Regions from separate parts of the Homo sapiens genome. Here region 2 is linked to region 1. A link is a contact called in ENCODE Hi-C or POLR2A ChIA-PET data. All regions are on one chromosome and are shown on one strand. Each heading gives the region's core, a stretch centred on a gene start or an enhancer-like site at or near the end of the contact. The rest is flanking DNA. Distances are from core to core; before and after follow the strand shown. Region 1 overlaps GNAQ (G protein subunit alpha q). Region 2 overlaps GNA14 (G protein subunit alpha 14).

What was found. Hi-C counts contacts between places; a loop is a spot of excess contacts on that map. ChIA-PET counts read pairs that join two places held with the same protein, here RNA polymerase II (POLR2A). Pooled maps may share reads with other maps.
Region 2: a map of endothelial cell of umbilical vein shows a loop between it and region 1 (8-fold over the local background). The contact joins two enhancer-like sites. A Hi-C loop is called at or near these places in 3 of 168 maps with a recorded cell type or tissue (PC-3, chondrocyte and endothelial cell of umbilical vein) and 4 of 50 pooled maps. POLR2A ChIA-PET finds 5 or more read pairs at or near these places in 2 of 52 experiments (A673 and PC-3).

Annotation. Positions count from the first base shown.
Region 1 is chr9:77,750,263-77,752,962 of GRCh38, forward strand. All of the region lies in intron 5 of GNAQ (G protein subunit alpha q), which reads right to left. Among named protein-coding and RNA genes, the nearest start is that of GNA14, 100 kb to the left of the region's middle. Within about 2 kb of position 1,354, at least 3 of the 41 ENCODE cell types and tissues checked have a DNase peak (open chromatin) inside an H3K27ac peak, as active enhancers do.
Region 2 is chr9:77,514,105-77,516,804 of GRCh38, forward strand. All of the region lies in intron 2 of GNA14 (G protein subunit alpha 14), which reads right to left. All of the region lies in intron 2 of GNA14-AS1 (GNA14 antisense RNA 1), which reads left to right. Among named protein-coding and RNA genes, the nearest start is that of GNA14-AS1, 68 kb to the left of the region's middle. Within about 2 kb of position 1,340, at least 7 of the 41 ENCODE cell types and tissues checked have a DNase peak (open chromatin) inside an H3K27ac peak, as active enhancers do.

The DNA.
Region 1 (2,700 bases), core at 104-2,603:
GATTATCAGAAACAGATGTTTTTGATATTCAATCTTTCTTAAATGTAAAATATGAAAACCAAGCAAACAAAGCATTCTGCCTCTTCCATGCAGTTTTAATCATAATACAGTTTTACTTAATTAGCAAATACAGATGGGGCCTTAATAAGAACATTTTAAATGTAAGAGGTTTTTGTGATAATATAATCCCACTAGTAATGATCATGTTATCATCATTATGTAATTTAGAAAATTTATGAGTCAGTGAAAGTCATTTTCAAGATGGTATACAGAAGTCGACCTCATAACCTCCATTCCAGCCAAATGGCACAGCTCAAACTTCCTGAATATGCTTACATATTTTTTGTTTTATTACCTTTATTTCTAACTCTTTCTTGAAGTCTTCCCAGTCATCAAGCTGGAAAAAAAAATCCCTCCCTCCCCTGAAATCACGTATGGCTTGTTAAGAACACTTGCTATATTAACCTCCCTGGGCTTTTCTTTGTAATTGGTCATGTAAATATTATACCAACCCTGACTGACTGAGCTTCTTGGAGCTCAACTCTGTATCATACTTATTTCTATACACTCCCCCAACACCCAAACAACACCTTGCTGTGGCAGGTGATCAATAAATTTTTGTTGGTTAAAATGAACATTTTGAACAACAGTGAAAATAGGCATTTATCTAACCTGTGAAGATGGTGCTACTGTACAGTGCTGTAAATACATACCAACTCATGAGTCTAATAAGTGGAGACCCAGCACTGCTTGGCCTTTTCAAGTTTTTCCCTTTTGGTGTATTCCTTTACAAATCTTTCCCCGCTTTATAGACTAAATAGCATCCATCATGTTAAGTCAGTGAATCCCATTTAGCAATTAAAGGTGATTACAAGAGCTATCAGGCATCTGCTTTCAATATTATTCCAGGCATGGGAAATTAGTAATGGCCTGCCTTTTCCCTCAAACCACTGCCTAATGCCTTGATTTTTGGAAGATTTTGCCAAACCTGCTTTGTGGTCTTGCCTTGCTAAGATCTGGAAGAATTTCATATTTTCTCTGAAAGTATTGCTAAAAAGAATAAAAATATCCTAGAATGGGTTGGGTGGTTTCCCTAATTGAATACATGGGCCTGAAACACTCCTGTATTGAAACTAACTCTATATACATGGCATGTAACCAGTAAAATGAAAAGCAGATGCTGTAATTTTCACGTAATAAATTCATATGCAATCTCTTAAGATAGTTGAGTGTACTTCAGAAAGCCCAGTAGAGAAAAGACATGAATAAGTGCGGTTAGCCTAGAAGCGGACAGAAATTTTATAATGGGGTGGGTAGGTGGGCTGGGGATGGACAGAGACGTGGAAAGAGCTACAACCTCACTTAAAGCAATGCTGCCCCCATGTGGATACCAAAAATTAGAATCTGTAACTCAGTCAACAGCTCTTTATTCTCCTTAGTAATAAGACCTTCCACTTCCTGTAATTTCAATTTGATGGCTGTTGCTAGGACAACTAGGAAACGAGGCAAGGAACAGACAGACCTCCAAAAAACAAACAAACAAACAAACAAACAAAAAAAACAAACGAAAAAAACAGGTCACTGAAGTGAAGTTACTATATTAATTCTAACTTCTAACAGGAACACAGGAACAGTGGCCCTGCCAAGGGAAATGCGAAACTGAATCTAAAATGAGGTGCCACTGTCCTGAAAAATGATGGTTGAGGTACACAGTGCTCATGTTCAGGCTGTGTGATAGACTCATCTATCAAAGAGTGCTTGTAAATGCTTCCCTTGGAATTGGATGACAAAACAACTTTATCTCAGTATGCACGCAGTGGGAAGGAAAAATTCATTTTTTAAAACCTGTAGTCACTTTAAGTTAATCACTCTGACAAGTATTTCTGTTTGCAGTTGAATTGTCAAACAGATAATAAAACAAAATAAACATGGTGTAGAGAGGTCTCTAGGCAAAACTGCAGTTAATGTACCTCGGTAAAAATGGCAGGAGTATTCCAAAGTATTACAGAAATGTGAAAACTTGAAAAGCTGAAAAAGGTTAAGATGAGTTCTAATGTTTCATTTAGATCCTTATTAGGAAGTGACTACTCTATCTGAGTCTATACTGACTAAAAAGTGTCTTGTTCACGTGCTGCAATAACTTGCACCGGGAGGTAGAGTAGGTACTGAATGTGTGCTTCACACTTCCCCTCAAGGACTCAGAAATGAAGCTAGAAGGGAATATGGAGTTCATTCACATCCAATCTCCTCTTTTTACAGCTGATCTAACTGCAACCTGCAGAGGTTAAGTAACTTGCTCCCAAACCCACAAAGTTATTTCTGGTGAAGCCAAGACTAGAACTCGGTTTTCTCAACCTTCATTCCAAGGCTCTTTTGTCTCCTTGTGTTCTTAGATGGAAATGCCTGTGTCTGTTATTACACCTCAACACTGAAGTATGTGTGCAAAGTCACTGGGTTTCTACAGATGTTATTCTGCATGTAAATTTTATCTTATTTCTCCCCAAGTGACTTTAAATTTGGAGCAATTTCAAAATTAGCATTCTTTTGGATAAAGATTTAGTTGGCTTCAATCCCAGCACTCTGGGAGGCCAAGGCAGGCAGATCATGAAGTCAGGAGATTGAGGCCATGCTGGCTAACATGGTGAAATCCTGTCTCTACTAAAAATACAAAAAAAGTAGCAGGGTGTGGTGGCAGGCGCC
Region 2 (2,700 bases), core at 90-2,589, 240 kb before region 1:
CCCAAACTAAGTTTAGGGCCCCATGCCAGGCTTTTTGGTTATCTTGCAACTCAGAAGCAATATTTCCAATGGCCAAATATTTCTTTGGAAAAAGACAAACATGGCCATGTGGACCCCTGTTGCTTTTTGCCCGATATCACAGTCCCATAGTCAAGGAGGCAAAATTCTATCCCATGGGAGAACAGCTGAGCACGTCCTCTGAGGTTGTGGATACTACCACCTAGATGAATCTCTCAGATACCTTTGGGTTCATAATATTGTCTTCACACAGCGTCTTAATATCATTGACTTCACGTTTATTGAGCCCGAAGGGATGCAGAGGTAAACCCGACATGATTCCCCATCAAAGAACTCTTGGTCTGAAGTGGGAGAGATGCATAAATTAAGAATTATAATGTAATACGAAGGATACTGGGCATTACAGGTACACTGGAAAGAGTATCTAACCCAAGGGTGGGTGGGTGGAAAAAGAAGGTGTCAAAGAAAGTCTTCTATAATATCAGATTTTTTTTTTTTTTTTTTTTTTTGAGACAGAGTCTCACTCTGTCCCCCAGGCTAGAGTGCAGTGGTGCGATCTCGGCTCACTGCAAGCTCCGCCTCCCGGGTTCACGCCATTCTCCTGCCTCAGCCTCCCAAGTAGCTGGGACTACAGGCGTCTGCCACCACGCCCGGCTAATTTTTTGTATTTTTAGTGGAGACGGGGTTTCACCGTGTTAGCCAGGATAGTCTCGATCTCCTGTCCTTGTGATCCGCCCACCTCGGCCTCCCAAAGTGCTGGGATTACAGGCATGAGCCACTGCGCCCAGCCCAGATTTCTTATTTAAGACAAATAAATGAAGTTAGCTATTTATGAGTACAAAGGAAATCAGTTTCAGGACGTTCAGGCAGATGGAGGATGTGAGATGACAGTGAGGCCTGGGAGAAGCAGGAAACCACAATCCAATAGGGAGAGGAAATGAGGCTGGACACTGCGAGAGACACGTTCAAGAAAGGCCAGAATGTGGCCTTAAGGTCAACTGCATGGGCTCATAAAAAAATCACATTCCTTTGCCCCAGGAATGAGTTCTTCAGTGGATAGGCTTTTGGCAAACTGGCCTGCATCTATGTCAGGCACTGCAGCTACAAAGGTGGGGAAAAGTAGGCATAGACCTTGGCCTTCATAGATCTTCCATTCTAGTGGAGGACAAGAAAGACGTGGGCAGGCAAAGAGGAAAGGGAAGCAGAGAGAGGAGCATGTGGAAAAGTCCTGGGCTTGAAGGAGCATTGTGAATACAGGGACCAAAAGAAAGGAGGTCACTGTGGTTGAAGCTGAATGAGCATGCGGCAGAGCCGGGCAGCCACTGCTGCCAAAAACCACAAGGCTTGCAAAAATAGTAAAAGAGAGGCTGTTGATCTGCTATTGGGTTCCCCGCCCTTAAAATGCCAAAACTATGTTATAATAACTTGAGATTTCTAATGGTGTTCATCTGGAATTCAAAAGGTATTTGTTTGTTTGTTTATGCATTGCCTTTGTCTGAGAGCTGGAGGAAACAGACAGGAATACAGCATTGCTCTTGAGGAATTCAAGAGTGAGCTGGTGCCAGTTTCTGTGGCTCACGTCAGTAATCCCAACACTTTGGAAGGCCAAGGTAGGAGGATCACTTGTGTCTAGGAGTTCAAGACCAGCCTGGGCAACATAGGGAGACCCCATCTTTACAAAAAAATAAAAAATTAGCCAGGCCTGGGGGTGTGCACCTGTAGTCCCAGTTAGGAGGCTGAAGTGGGAGGATTGCTTAAGCCTGGGAGGTCGAGGTTGCAGTGAGCCATGATCATGCCACTGCACTCAACCCAGGCAACGCAGCAAGACCCTGTCTCACAAAAAAAAAAAAAAAAAAAAAAACCCAGAGCAGGAAGAGACAGCCATGTAACAGAGTTTCACACTATGGGGAGAGATGGGAACTAACAGGGGCAGGTGGTACATGACCCGCAAGCAGAGAGTCACTGAAGACTTAGAGGTCTCCAGGAAACCTTTACTCAAGGATCTCCTTCACAAGGCAATGGACCATTAAATCCTCGAAGCTTTGTAATATCAGACTAGTTGCCCATTTTGTCTTCTCTTGGGCCCAATCTTTAGAAAGCACTCTTAGCTTGTGCTATTCATTTCATTCGTATAACAAATATTTATCAAATGTCTACTATTGCTATGGGTTAGGTCTCCTTGTCTAAGTTTCCTAGGTGAAAATTATTATTTGGCATTATCAGTCATTCATATCAACCTCTAGTGGCAGAGATACCACTCACTTGGAGGCAGGGAAGCAAAACTGTCATAGATGGGTGTTCATAATCAAAGTAACACAGGTCAGCCGGGCATGGTGGCTCACACCTGTAATCCCAGCACTTTGGGAGGCCAAGGCAGCTGATCACTTGAGGCCAGGAGTTCGAGACCAGCCTGGCCAACATGGTGAAACCACATCTCCACTAAAAATACAAAAATTAGATGGGTGTGGTGGTGTGCACCTGTAGTCCTGGCTACTCGGGAAGCTAAGGTGGGAGAATCACTTGAATCTAGGAGGCGGAGGTTGCAGTAAGCTGAGATGGCACCACTGCACTCCAGCCTGGGCAAAAGAGTGAGACCCCATTGGGGGTGGGGGGCGGTAGGGGGCAGGGGAATGTAACACAGGTCTTGACCTGGCATGGGGGTTAGGAAGGACATCAAGTTAC